3 separate regions of the Homo sapiens genome follow, and all the other regions are linked to region 2. The links are chromatin loops, found by intact Hi-C in ENCODE. Cell type or tissue: IMR-90. All regions are shown on one strand.

The links. Peaks named below come from ENCODE experiments on the same cell type or tissue, not always from the same donor. Only the 100,000 strongest peaks of a DNase experiment are listed, where the experiment ranks them.
Region 1: a loop joins it to region 2, with 12 times the contacts of the local background. A loop is called at or near these places in 5 of 110 quality-filtered maps.
Region 3: it touches region 2 in a loop (5-fold over the local background); 4 of 110 quality-filtered maps call a loop at or near these places.

What each region holds. Positions count from the first base shown.
Region 1 is chr14:53,060,297-53,065,296 of GRCh38, reverse strand. It overlaps DDHD1 (DDHD domain containing 1), which reads left to right. Exons shown (of 13, transcript NM_001160148.2): 7 at 2,092-2,354; 8 at 4,096-4,171. Among named protein-coding and RNA genes, the nearest start is that of DDHD1, 91 kb to the left of the region's middle. In IMR-90, no CTCF peak of the experiment used is centred here; a DNase peak (open chromatin) is centred at 2,226.
Region 2 is chr14:54,345,706-54,350,705 of GRCh38, reverse strand. No RefSeq gene overlaps it. Among named protein-coding and RNA genes, the nearest start is that of CDKN3, 49 kb to the left of the region's middle. In IMR-90, a CTCF peak has its summit at 2,516 (motif pointing right); no DNase peak of the experiment used is centred here; H3K27ac peaks cover 178 bases.
Region 3 is chr14:53,040,798-53,045,797 of GRCh38, reverse strand. DDHD1 (DDHD domain containing 1) reads left to right here. Exons shown (of 13, transcript NM_001160148.2): 13 at 1-5,000. Among named protein-coding and RNA genes, the nearest start is that of FERMT2, 92 kb to the right of the region's middle. In IMR-90, no CTCF peak of the experiment used is centred here; DNase peaks (open chromatin) are centred at 1,157 and 2,507; H3K4me3 peaks cover 223 bases; H3K27ac peaks cover 2,380 bases.

The DNA of each region.
Region 1 (5,000 bases), 1.3 Mb after region 2:
AATTTCTTGAAGCAGGGAGAACAAAGGACTAACTCTATTCCTCAGCCATATTTTGTGTATTTGGACTCAACTCTTGAAACTGCCGGGTTTTTCCTCCTTACGTTCATTTCCTTCGTAAATTTTAACTCTTGAGCAGTGGTTATGGAAATTAGAAATTGTTTTAAACTTTTGAAAAGCTATCCAGTGCTTACTGTGTAAGAGGTTCGTTGAGTTGATTAGATCATATTGTAGACCTAATAGATAATAAAGTTAAGATCACAGTATATATTGTTAATCTTGGCTGAGATGTCCCAAATGAATACACTTGGTCACAAAGGGATCCTAATTAGGAGAATATAATTGGATCAGAAAGGAGAAGGAAAAGGAAAAAAAATTCCAATTAGAGTAAACTCGTTGGATACAACATAGAAATGAATTTCTCCTTTCACTGATGAGCGGATGAGATACAGAAGCATTTAGAGGTAGTACAAAGCTGTTTAAAAAGTTGGCTTTCAAAATCATAATGTCTGACCATAGATGTCTCATATATATGCATAAGCAATAGAAAAAGAAAATGCTGTCAAATCCAGATATGCTCTAATAAGGAAATACAAAGGCCATTTCTCTTCAAGTGTATAATTATTAAAACAGATGACATCATCAAGGTCTTCAGAAACTGTCCATGCTATGCCTCATTCCATAGTGAAATATTTTAGTATCAAATAGACTTTCTCTGCCTTAGATAATTTGATCTTGTTTTTTTACCCATATATGATTGCCAAACTAATGAAGTATTTGGTGTAGTGAGAGATGTTTTAAAATTTTTGAATATGAAATAGGTTAATTACTGGTAGTGTGATTTCCTTTTTTAACAAACTTTAATATGGGAGTAAGCTGGTATTTTATAAAAACAAAAAGATTAGGTATGTTTTGTCAGAGTACTAAAGTATATATCTTTTAGTGCTTTGAGATTTACATGGTACAAGTCTTAAAATCAAGGTCTTCAAAAATAAAAACGATTAAGAACTGTTGCTTTTAAAGGAAATTATTTTATCTAAACATTAGCCTTCTCTGTACCTACCTCATGTAGATTGTAAATCAGGAAAATAATGAAATTTTAAGGATTGGTTGATATTCTTATCAAAGCCAAATCCAAAGCATATTATAGCTCCTTTCAGACAGAGCCATGTAGTATTTCACACTGCATATTCCTGAAACTATGTTAATTAGAGTTTTACTTAAAACCCATGTCTTAGAAGATGTTTATGTACATTGCCATTAAATCAGTAGTTTGTAAAGTGTAGGAAGAAAGAAGACTGCCTTAAAACTCAGATCAGGGCCCAGGATGGGTTTGAGTAACAAAAGAACCTTATTCTTCTGACTTTATGGAATATTTCAGTAATATTTGTTAAAGCTTAATTTCAAAGAAAGCACTTTTACAAAGAAAAATTACGAAAATACTCCCCACATTATTAACCTCTAAACTTAAAATAGCCCTGCTTTCCAGACATAGAAAACAACTTTTTACTTTTATATCTGTATTGCCAACTTAGTGGGAACTTTGAAATACCCAGTAGATCAACTTTTGTTTTTTCTTCAATCATTCAGTGGCCTTTTATTACATTACTCTATCTAAATGCACAATAATTTATAATATGTTAGTATACCTATTATCATAAGCCCAGATACTCATTTTCTAAAACTTACTGACTAAAAACTACAAGGTACAAAAATTTAGAATTGCATGTGGGTAAGTTACAACAAAAAAGAAATTTGCGGGGGTCTTTGAAAATCTTATTGGTATTTGCATAGAACTTTGGTTTTTTTTTTTTTTAATCTATGGAACTGCTGGCTTATACAGTTGGTTTAAGGACTACAGAAGGATCTATGTAGGTAGTATCTGCCTATGTTCTTAGTGATGATATGGATTATAATAGTATGTATACCTTACTTCATTCCTGCAAGATTTTGAAAGACCTAAGTTAATTTTAATAACCTAGGTATATTTGATCGGTAATGTATGTTTTTCTACCTTAATGTATTTGAGTTTAGAATAAGTGTATAGTAGTCAGTGACAAGTCTAATATGATAATGTTTTCTTATTTCAAACAGCTAGTTAAAGGCCTTCAGCAAGAGCTGAATCGATTGTATTCCCTTTTCTGTTCTCGGAATCCAGACTTTGAAGAAAAAGGGGGTAAAGTCTCAATAGTATCACATTCCTTGGGATGTGTAATTACTTATGACATAATGACTGGCTGGAATCCAGTTCGGCTGTATGAACAGTTGCTGCAAAAGGAAGAAGAGTTGCCTGATGAACGATGGATGAGCTATGAAGAACGACATCTTCTTGATGAACTCTATATAACTAAACGACGGTAAAATATCCTCATCTTTTGAAAAATTTTTAAATGTCTTTATGGAATTACTGGACCTCTTACGAGAAAACTAAGAATTTCATGATAAAGAAATAATGCATTGTTCAAGATACAAAGATTACTATATAGCATGCCTAATCAAGCTGGAGACTGTTGATTTTCATGCTAATTACATGCATTTTCCTGTAGCATAAAATAAATTCTTTTGTTATTCTCCTTGTTTTCCTTTCATCGTTTCTTCACAGTTTGTTAGGAGTGAAATTTAAAACTTATTCCAAGCTTAGTCACTGCATAGAATCCTTATTGAAAATGTTTACCAGTTTATAATCCTTTGTAGTTTTACTGACCTTTTGAGGTGGGTTTCTACCTTTCTTATTATTCTGAAAATAATTTTTAAGTGCTTTTTTTAAGCAAATATATTTTTTTACATGTTATATGTATAAACATAATTATATGTGTTATATAATTATAAGATTTTATTATTTAATCATTTGTGGCCCTCCTGATACTATCTTTTAATTCTTTGCTGCATTCCTATCTTCATCTCTAGTTACATGCCTTATCTTCTTTGTTCTCTTTATATGATTAATTCTAATATAAAAATGAAAAATCACTCATTTTGATAATTTACTAGCATATTAAAACAAATGTGCTAATTGACTAAAATTTTTACTAGTTTTGTTTTTGTCTTACAGATGTTAACTAAGGATTTCATTTAGAATCTTATTAAGTACCATAGGCTAGACACACAAATATTATAGTGTCAAAATAATTGACAGGTTTGAAATAAAATGTCATGTTTGGCAATACTCGGAGCAGCATTTTAGATGTATAAATCCAGTAAAACTTTAAAAAAAGAAAAAAAAAGCATGGAAAATAACAAATTTTTTTTTTTTTTTTTTTTTTTGGAGACGGAGTCTTGCTCTGTTGCCCAGGCTGGAGTGCAGTGGCACGGTCTCAGCTCACTACAACCTCTTGTCTTCCAGGTTCAAGTGATTCTCCTGCCCCTGTCTCCCCAGTAGCTGGGATTACAGGCAACTGCTACCACGCCCGGCTCATTTTTGTATTTTTAGTAGAGATGAGATTTCACCATGTTGGCCAGGCTGGTCTTGAACTCCTGACCTTAAGTGATCCACCCACCTGAGCCTCCCAAAGTGCTGGGATTCCAGACATAAGCTACTGCGCCTGGCCAACTATAGCTTTTAAAAAATAATAATGATAATAATAACTTAATTCCATAGTTTACTAAATGTAAGTAGCTATGAAACATTGTAATTGAAAATGATGTTCATCAACAGAAGGGTTAGACTATATGGTTCACCTGTATTTTGGACAGTCATAGTTGTTACAAAAAAAAAATTGAAGTAGGTCAGGAGGCAATGAAATGAAAAGATCTCTAAACTCTTAAGTATAGAAAAGAGAGAACAGTATATATGGTATTAACCATTTGGTATAATTTTTTAAAAGATGTATATGTGCTTGTATATGACTCACATTTTACTACAAAAAAGCTGTTAACAGCAGGTATCATGACAACTAGCGGTACTTTACTAATTATTTCATAAATTTTTATATACTTTCTGTACTGTGGCAGAGACATTTATTAAATACTGTCAACCAGGATTAATGTGAGGGATAGTGGGCCATCATCTGCGTCTTTATACTTTAGTAAGCTAGCAAGCATCTAATATTTATGAAATTATAAATACGTGTGTGTATATAATCTCATACCCCTTCTTAGGCTGAAGGAAATAGAAGAACGGCTTCACGGATTGAAAGCATCATCTATGACACAAACACCTGCCTTAAAATTTAAGGTAAGGAAAGAGCAATGTGTTCTTCAACATTGATCTCAGTATTTTTTTTAACGTCATGTGAAATATGCCTTTAGGATTCAAATGAAAGTTTATTGTTCTTTCAAAATAAATATTTATTCAACATATACTATATGTTGGACACTGCCATTTCTGGTTGTACAAAGAAAAGAATAGACAAGTCAGTTCCCCAGTCCTCAGGTTATATGGCACAGTATTATTGATGCTATTATCAGTATACAGAACAATATATGTACAGGAGAGGGAGGTTCTAATTTTGCCTGCAAAAGTTTACAAAGGAGTGATATTTGTACTTGGTCTCAGTAAATTAGATATTGCCAAGTGAAAGAAAGGAGAGATGCTATTCTGTTTAAGAGGAATGGCATAAACAAAGGCATAGAGGGCTGTAACTTCATATACCTCAAGAAACATCAGCTAATCTAGAATAGTGGTAAAGAAAAATAGAGACAGATGAGAAATATTTACTATTTAGAATTAAGAAATCTTAATGACCACCTAGTTGGTCAGTGGTGAGAAAAAAATCAGAGGAAGTATATGAGTAATGATTCCAGGGATGGAAAGCTGACATTTCAATGGATGAACAATATATGACAAAAGCACAAGACAGAGGTGCACAGGTTAGCTTGGAGCTGTGTGAGCAAACTTAGTTTAGCTATAATATACAGAAGTCAGGACAAGGAGGCAGTGAGAGAGCAGGAATAGCTAGAAATAAGGAACTTACATTGATATAGGCATTGGGAAGCTTTGCAGGGTTTTTAAGTATTAGAATGACCTGTTGAAAGCAGTGATTTAGGAAAATGTGGCAGAGGTG
Region 2 (5,000 bases):
GTTAATAGCATATCATTATAAATGTGTTATTGCTAGAAATTAGCAGCCAAAATATAACACGATAGAGTGTTCCTTGTAGCTTCCTTGCTCATCTTACATTGCCCATTGTAACATTTTTAGGATTGTTAACCATATCATTTCTTCATGTTTCACAGTACTGCACTTATAATTAGTGTCTATCAGTGTCTGTTATCATACTGTCCTCTTGGCTTTCAACCAGTTAATTATTTGTTGGATTGCTTTTCAGAGTACTGGCTGCCTTCCCTATGACGTGCTGCCTCCCTTCCCGCTGATCATCTTACTCTTCTGTTCTTTGCTATTTTCAGACACTATTTTGCACTCATTATGCACAAGTTCAAACTTTAGTCATGTGAAGAGAGCTGAGTGCCTTGTCTAATTTTTCAGCACCAAACCAAATAAACAAAAAACGCATAAAGTCCATTTAAAAATATCCACACTGCATCAGGGAACAGAGAAGCTTTTTCTCTCTCATGTGAAATCTTCTCCAGGAAACCACCAGGACTGAGGCCCCCATGGCGCACACATGCTTGCTTTAGGTGCTTACGTTAAGATGGTATTTCATTAGTTTTGGATGGTCCCTTCCACAGAGCTCAGATGCTATGCTTCTTTCTATTTTAAAAGGGGGGACGAAAAGATTGGCTTTTCATCCAAAATACTCATGTTCTTCTAGCATATTAAAATTCATTTGTGACTAAGTCATTATAGTGAAGTACTTGGAAACCTTTCTATTCTAGAGAGTTCTGGGCACAAACACATTTACAGTGTGCACTAATGCCAGGCTCATGTCCTCACGTCCTCCAAGGGACAGGGATGAGCTGGGTCATAAACCAAACAGTGGGACTCTGGCAATCCCTTTTAGCTCAGGCAGATGCAAAATTGAAGACCCAAAAGAAGCCTTCCAAAGGTCACAGCAGGTTGCTCTCAGGAAAAGAGAATCAGTAATTTATTTTTAAGCAATCTCTTAGCCTCTGTGACAGTTATGTTTCCTTGTAAGCTGCTTTGGAGCCACTCACCACTCTGAAATTGCAGAGTAGGCTACGAACAATCCGGCTTCGTAAGAACATGCAAGTGAGGACCCACGAGGAGATATTCTTGTGCTTTTTAAAGTGCTTCTCTCACTTTGCTTCCTAAACTGCCTTAATTGAGGCAAGGGAGCCAACATGAGTGAGTTCCTTCCCGCGGCTTGCTCTGCCGTGGAGTTCAAGGATGCCTGAGCCCTCAAAACACGGCGCGGTGCAGTTGGGCTGATGGGAAGTCCTGAACAGCTTGCTGAATTATTACTTCATTCTCGGCTGAAGCAGCAGGAGGCGAGATGATGAGTGAAGGAAAAAACCCATGGACTCCAGCGTGGGCTGAAGGAACCAAAACAAACACTGAGAAGACAGGCCAATACTGAAATCTGTTTCAAGGATGGAGCGCGCAGGAATGTTTCACCATATTTTGTCTAAGGAACAGATTTCATTTTTTAATGGCTGTATTAATCAGTGGAAGCAGAACGGCAGGAAGGAATCCGTTTTCCCCTCTCCCCAACGCCTCCCGTGGCTCGCCCGGACATTCCCCCCATTCTTTGTACTGAAGGTGGCCTGGAAGTTTTAGAGGCGTGAGACAGGTTCTGAACTCGCATGCCCTTTCTTTCTCCTTCCCGAATAAATTTTGCGTAAGAATATTTGGGACAAGGAATCCACCATGGCGGGGTGCAATAAAAGCGTTTCACAAATTATGATTTCCCATTCTCTAGGCAGTTCAGCTCTGCCTAACAGCTCTAATTTCCTAGACAAATAGTCCTCCCTGTCCTCTCCAGCTGCTCACAGGCGCCTCTCTCTGGGTATTCTTTTTAAAATCCCTCTCCTGGGGAATTTTTAAAAAAGCTTCTCGCACTTTTTCATGCGATTTTCATGGTTCCATCCATCTCCCCACTTTTTTGGTCAAAGCCTTCCTCCCAAATATCAATTGCTTTTTCAACCCGTCCATACTACTGCTCAGCTGTTGGTTGAGCTTCTCCTAGCCTCCTGCTGCTGTCACTGGGCCAATGGAAGCCAGTCCCTTGCCTCTTTGTTCTATTATTTTATGGCAAGATAATAAACTTCTACATTTTTGAAGTACTTTTCACCGACTTGATATCAAGTATTTTGATAATCACAAAGTGATCAAACACATGTTCTCTTTTTCCAGTTACATAATGAGATCAAATATTGATTAGCAGTGAGTAGATAGATGTATATTGTACACACACACATACACCCGACCATCCTCCTTTTGGCCTATGGAGACTGTTACTCCAAAGAGCCGACACATTTGTGTTGACATTTCAGTCATCCAAGAAAGCTGCCAATGTCACTTCCTTTGAATATTTTCCTTCAGTTTTCAGGAAAGAGTTGGTGGGACTAGCTTATCATGGATGGCATGAGCTGAGGGGATGGTAATTTTTCACAAAAGTAGACATTGTTCGAGGCTAATAGTAAGCTGTAATCTAGACTCATAACTGTAGAGGGCGCTCTTGACTTAATAATGACAGCATTGCCATTGTCACTCCAGGAAGCTGGGAGGTGACAGAGTATCCTTTTATTACCAAGTATTTTATGGGGAAAGAGAGAAGGTGCCTTTTGGAATAGACAAGAAATCCATATTGTTTCATATTACCTTTTATAACATGTCTTCTTAAGAATAAGCTCATCATCTAATTCGTAGCCCCTGGTTACAGTTTTGTTGAAAGTGCAGAAGCTTCCAACTAATGAGAATGAATCTCATCAATGTCTCATACCTTGTGTTGGTCCTGCCACTTGGTAATGGGTGCTTTGCGTGCTGGGAGCTGGGAGCGATCTTCCAAAAATGGCAAGTGGGGTGGGCACTCCTTTGCGGAAAAGCCTTCTGTGGGTTTCAATTTCATTTAGCATGAACTCCCCACTTCTTACTGTGCCCTACCAAGGCCTTCTAGGATATAGCTTCTTCCTACACTTCAAGCTCTCTTTCTCTCTTCCTTCCCAGGGGCCGAATCTGGGACAGCACATGGACCTTGCCAAGCGGGGCACACTCTGTGGCATCTGCATTTGCTCTTCCATCTGCACAGTGAGCTCTTCCGTGCATCTTCCAAAGGCTGGCTCCTTCCCATTTCTCAGTCCTCTGGTCATAGAAACCCCTTGGAGGGAACTTTTTTGACTACCTCATCTAAAATAGGCCCGGCCCCAGCCAGCTTTTCTTTTTTAATTAAAAATTTAATTGTGATATAATTCACATAAGATTTCACAAAACACCACATTCACCATTTAAAAGTGTACGATTCAATGGTTTTCGGTATATTCACAATATTATACGGCCATCACCACTATCTAACTTCAGAACATTTCCATTGTCCCCAAAAGAAACCTCATACCATGAAGAAGTCACGGCCCACCTCGCATTCCTCCCAGCCTCTGGCATCCACTCATCTACCGTCTTGTCTGTATGGAATTGCCTGTGCTGGGTATGACACACCCACTTCTTTTTAAATGTTAAAGCACCCTGTTTGTTTCCTTCCTGGCATGGATGTATTTGCTCATTTACTTGTTTACCATTTATTCTCACAATCTATGAATAAGTCGCAGAGTTTCTTCACAATTCAGTCTGCCCAGCCTTAAAGTGAGCCCAGCCTTTCACCATAGGATCCAATCTATGTGGTGGTGCAACCACTTCTGGGGCTACTGTGGAAGAGACTCGTCTGTGGTAGCATGCCCTCCAAGAGTTCTTGAGGGCTCTATATCTTTTGAAGGATTTTCTGCTTTTCACTTGCAACCCACAGAGTCATAACTGATTTAATCACCTTCTTCAGAGTACTGCGTGCATTTGTAGAAGACTCTTTAAGGCCTGGGCTTCTTGCTGCAGCAATAAATACCAGTAACCTTTACAGAGCATGGGCCGTATGTCAGGCACAGGGATATGTGCTTCACTTGTATTTTTTCCACTTGGTTTTATTACAGTCCTGTGAAATAGGTATAATTATTGCATCCCATTTTAAAGATGAGAGAATTGAGGTTAAGGGAATTGGCACATTTTACTCAGCTAGTTTGTGGCAGAGTGGAGACTGGAGTCCCAGCAGTTAGACCTCCAGGGCTCATGCTCTTAACTATTCTGCTCTTTCTTCAGCCTCTCAGACTTCAGTCAAGTGTTAGCACGAAGTGACGGTGTGATGTTTGCATGCGGCATATGAATATTATTGCTCCTGGTAAGATTGTTTACGATGACATCATAGACAAAGAAATGTTTCCTTGAGTTCCTAGTATAGCAGCTGAGCAACAGTTTTTGTTATATGGGATTCTTTTCTGCCCTTTAGTTTGGGAAGTGACCAGCAAGGTGTCCTGGGAATGCCAGGGGGCTGTATAAGTCTTTGCGCATGGATGAAAGGAAGAGGCATGAGATGGAAGCTCATGCTTCCAGAGCAGATGGCCCTTGGAAGAACTTGGTTTCCTGCAGGAGGGTTGACTCCCAGGAGAACTACATCTCAACAGCTTAGCCATGTGTATTAGTCAGAGTTCTCTGGAGAAATATAACTAATACATGATATGTTTTATATATATATGTGTATATATATGTATATATATATATGTGTATATATATGTATATATATGTGTATATATGTATATATGTGTATATATGTATATGTGTGTGTATATATGTATATATGTGTATATATGTATATATATTCATATATATGTATATATATGTGTGTATATATATGTGTATATATATTTAAAGAGATTGATTTTTGAAGAATTGGCTTATGTGATTACAGAAGCTGGAAGTCCCAAATTTACAGGGTGGACCAGTAGGCTAGATAACCTGGGAAGAGCCAGTGCTGTGGTTCAAGTCTGAAGGCTGTCTGCTGCAGGATTTATACTTGCTCAGGAAAGGTCAGTCTTTTGTTCCATTTAGGCCTTCAGCTGATTGAATGAGGCCCACCCATATTATGGAGGGCATTCTGCTTTACTCAAAGTCCACTCATTTAA
Region 3 (5,000 bases), 1.3 Mb after region 2:
GTGCACATTGTTTCTCAATGTGCCATTGAGACACAAGGCACAGTAAGTCAGGATTCTGAGGCATTGGAAGGGTTTTCTTCAGCTGTAATTGTTTCCACAGTGCTTTTCATCTGAGGGGCTCAAAGTTTAAGAGTGCATTCAATAACCCATGTACTAGCTTCTTGAGGTAAGTAAATAAATCTTGTTCTCATGTTACATGTTAATACACCAAGGCACCAAAACATTTAAAGTGCCATGAATTAGATTACATCAGAAATCAGAAAAGCTTGGATTGAGCTAGTCACCGTGGTTCACGCCTGTAATCCCAACACTTCGGGAGGCCAAGATGGGAGGATCTCTTGAGCCCAGGATTTCAAGACCAGCTTGGGCAACATAGTGAGACCCTCTTCTCTGCAAAAACTGACAAAAATTAGCCACTTGTAGTGGTGTACACCTGTAGTCCCAGCTACTCAAGAGGCTGAGGTGGGAGGATCACCCGAGCCCAGAAGTTCAAAGCTGCAGTGAGCTCTGATCACACCAATGCACTCCAGCCTGGGTGACAGAGCCAGACCCTGTCTCTAAAAAACAAAAAAGAAAAGCTTGGGTTGAAGCCAGGCCATATTCTTTTATATGCTGTTCAATGACTTGATTCACATGTGACCTTTTAGTAGTTTGCAAACAATAATAACAGAAGTTGCAATTCATAATTCAGAGAAATGACCATGAAGCCGGTGTTTCCCTGCTTGATTTCTATGTTCTTGGATTCTCACACAAAAGAGGAGTTACCTAGAGGGGATCAGTAGCCATCCCTGTTGCACACAACCCTCACTTCTGAGTGGTTTCCACTAGGTTCCACTTAAGGTGCTGTCTTTTCTTAACTTGCAAGGAATTGCTTAGCTTCCCAATAATCATTGTCAAACTGGGAGCAAAGTTGGTCAGCTGTATCTCTCACCTCCTCCTTTCTTCATAAGATAGTAGAATCTGTGGCTTACTTGTAGGTTTTACTTAGTGCTTCAGTACTGTTGGCTGTTTTGGCCTTTTGCTGAATTTGCACAACAACATAAAGCACTTCTTTTTAATGTTTAAAAAAAATTCCAAGGCTCCATGACCAAGTATGTGACTCACTAAGAAACCCTTGCTATAAAAGGCTTTTGATGAAATCTTAGCAAAGCTAAATTATCTCTAACTTAGAGATTCCTATGAACTCAGGTCATTTTCATAGCCTGTTTATTTTGTAGGTCTAATTTAGTTCTCAGGAAAATTAAACTCATGCTATATGACTGTATCGTTAAAGGTACTTGAGCGTATGTTGCTGTAGGTGGTATGACACTCAAATGCATAAGAACTTGAAGGGATTTATTCTTAACCACTAGAATATGAAGAGCCCTTTTTACCTGAGAAGAGTGAAATTATGTCAGACCTTTTAATTTGATATCACTGAGTAAAAGGTATGTTCCTATAGCCATAGGAATATGTCTGCTTCCTTTTTTTCATGTTGAGAAAACAGTCAAATTTAACCATTTGGAGTTTATTTGAATTCTTGGAAAGAGCAATATTCAAAACCTTTTCAAAAATAAGATATTCTGGACTACTGGATGGATGTTTTGTTTTCAGTTCATTTTTCATCAGTAGAGATGGTGATTTCGGTTTTGTAGTATCCTTGTTTCTATGTCTGTGCATGTTAACATTGGATGTATTTGTATATACTTAATTAATATACAGACTGTGTGTCATTCTGGCTTGATTAGAAGCTAAGTCAGTTACTGAGTAACATTTTGCAACTTTATTCCAGCAAGTACTAAATCGGCCAAAAAAAGTTTTGTTTTTGATACCATTAAAATTTTATTCTCTATTTTGTGTACATGCTATGATGATTCTCCCAAGTACTGATTAGATCACTGAACTTTAGTTAGCTTCCCAAGAATTATTAACCGTTAGAATAAGACTTAGATTAAATCTTGCTTTATTTTTACTTTAAAATTAGTCTTGCTAAGGCCTTATGTTAGTTCATACTTTCTTTTCAACAGTAATCTTGTTTATAATCCAGTGTTTCTGTGTTTTAGGACATAATTTAAAAATATACTGGATTTTGGCCAGGTGTGGCAGCTCATGCCTGTAATCCCAGCACTTTGGGAGGCCAAGCAGGGAAGATTACTTGAGCCCAAGAGTTGAAAACCAACCTGGACAACATGGTGAAACCCAGACTCTACAAAAAATGCAAAGATTAGCTGGGTGTGTTGGCAGACGCCTGTGGTCCCAGCTACTCAGGAGGCTGAGGTCGGTAGGACTGCATGATTCCGGGAGGTCAAGGCTTCAGTGAGCCAAGATTGCACCACTGCACTCCACCTTGGGTGACAGAGCTGGACACTGTATCCAAAAAAAAAAAGTATGTATTTACACACACACACACACACACACACACACACTGGATGTTCTAATAACTGCTCTTTTGTATGTGAAGCAAGCCTTAGGAATCTTACGTTTTACTTCTTTCTGTTAAACGGCATCTGTTATCTTTTGAAGTACTCACACTGAACATGCTTCATGCTGAATACTCACGCTAAAGGCCTCAGACATGTAAACATTCATCCTTAGTCTCTTTTTTCTCTGTTTTCTCATTGGGAGCTGAAGCATCCTAGTCTGCAGAAAATTTAACACACCATATTCCAGCTTTGCATCACCTAGACAGTAGACAAAAGGAAAAGAAATTGTCAGTACCGTATCACAGCTAGTGCCTCTGTTCATTCCAGTGATAGTACATGAGCCCCTTCCAGTGGAGTCAGATCAAGCCAAAAGATTTTCCTGTAAAGTCTGTAGTAGAAGACAAATTTCTTTTTGATCCATTAGATTGGTATTTCTATCTTCTCAGCTAATTAATGAGTAAGGCATGTGGACAATCGAGAAAACTAATTTGAGTGTATGTATTAAAATTGCTCTTCTAAAAACACGTAAAATATTAAAGATCAAGGCAGAGCAAAAAAGAACGTAGCAATCATATACTAGAAAAAGAAACTAAGTTTTGCTAAACTATGTTTGGGTTAGTTGACCTCTGTAGCTATTCTAAAGTTTTCTATCCCTTATCTGTATTCCGCTGTCATTCCTGTGCCTCAAGCCTCTGCCAGGAATCTGATGGTACTCTGGCTGAACTTAAAACATAAGAATCTCAAAGGTCTCATTTAGTAAATGTTAGTGCTAAGTTGGTGACAGCCTGGGTTATATGCTTTCTCTTTCAGTCTTCAGTAGATGCTTGTGATAGTTTTCAAAGAACTGTAAAATTTCCGGGTCTGTACAGATTTTTAGAGATCATTTAATCCAACCCTGTTACAGTATCATGTCAGCATTTAAATAGCAGTAAAGGTCATGAAAAGTGAAGTGAAAGGCAGCAAACTCCATGAAAAACTAAATACAGTGACAACTGAGGGAAGTGGTAAAGTAAAAAAATATTAATGATGGAATTTTAAAGCTGGAAGGGGCATAGAGACCATTCTTTTCTCAATAATATTCTGCAAATATTAACAGGTGTCATGTCAGAAACTAAGTTTAGGAATTGACAAATTCAAAAATCTCCCTTACAGCAGGGCTTTGAGAGCCTTTGCTACACTAAATGCTCTGTGAATCTATCTGGTGCTGCGTGGGGGCCTCCAAATTTATTTAACCATATTTTTTAATTTGGCATTTACCTAGAGAAATGCTATCACATTTAATTCCTTCGTTTTACAGTTTCACCTCCTCATGTGATTCCTTCATTTTGTAAGTGACCGATTCCACCCTATACAATCACATGGCCAATGAATGACAGTCAGAATTAGAACCTAGTCCCCTGATTCCCAACCATGTCTTATACCAGACTGTTTCCCCTAATCGATAGGAAACTACTCCTAAAGGGCAGAAACTGCCTCTCTTTGTTTTTGTCCCCCAACCTCCCCTCCACACATACACCTCTGTAATCTGATGCTTTAAGCTCAGATTAAAGCATCAGCAAGCTTTAATCTGACACATGGCCGTAGGCTTGAGTTAGCAGTTGGTCCCTTCTTTCTTCCAGACTCTCATAAGAGTACCCTATCAGGTCTGGACAGACTTCCGTTTATGCCTCAGATTCAAAATACCCAGGAAAAAGAAGAAGAAATACAAAACAACAAAAAGAAAATCAAGAAAAAAATAAGATATCCAGGAAATATTTTGTTAGTTTTCTATTCTGGTGACAAATGCAAACTTAAGGAAACAAGTTGCACAGTGTTAACTAATGTTTAACATTCCTTTCCATAGTGTTTATGTGGGCCTTTTATCAATTCATGACAAATAGGTCACCTCCAAAACTGTTCCAACATAGGTTAACTCAGAAATTTAAAATTTAAGTACTATCCTTTTTGGAGACTATGAGAAGAGTTTTTACTATTGTGTTTTGTTTTGTTTTTTGGTGTGTGTGTGTATGTATGTGCATTCCCCAAAAATAGTCCATTGGCAGATTGTTAGGGTGAACTTTTCCTCTGCCTTTGTGTTTGTATAAGGGCGGGTGCATGCTTAGTATTGTCTGCTACCTTATGGTTTTTCATTTATATGTAACATGGTACAACTTGCTTCCTCCCCACCCAACAGTTGTCAGGATATGTTGGGGAATATTCTTTAGGAAGATTACATCTGGTCTTCTGTTGGAGTAAGATGAAAAACAAGTATGTTAACACTTGACCTTTACTGCTTTCTCCTGGAAGACATTGAATATCTAGGAGCGTCACTCATACCTTCCCTTGACTGTACCCACACCCACTGCGGTCCCTGCTTGATCTCTCAAACTTTTTGTTTCCCTTTGAGCTTCATGACAAAAAATTATAACCATTTTCTGGTTCTAAGGCTGCCATAATCCCAACTTTGCCAGTAAGAAGATGGAGAATTTTTGCTCATAGGGACATTTCTCAGAAGCAGCTGGCACCATAACTCTCCTGAGACCCTTGTTTCCTTTCTTTCAGCTCCTATGACTTCTTATGTTCACTCTCTCTAACACTACTAAATGTTGTCAATGACTG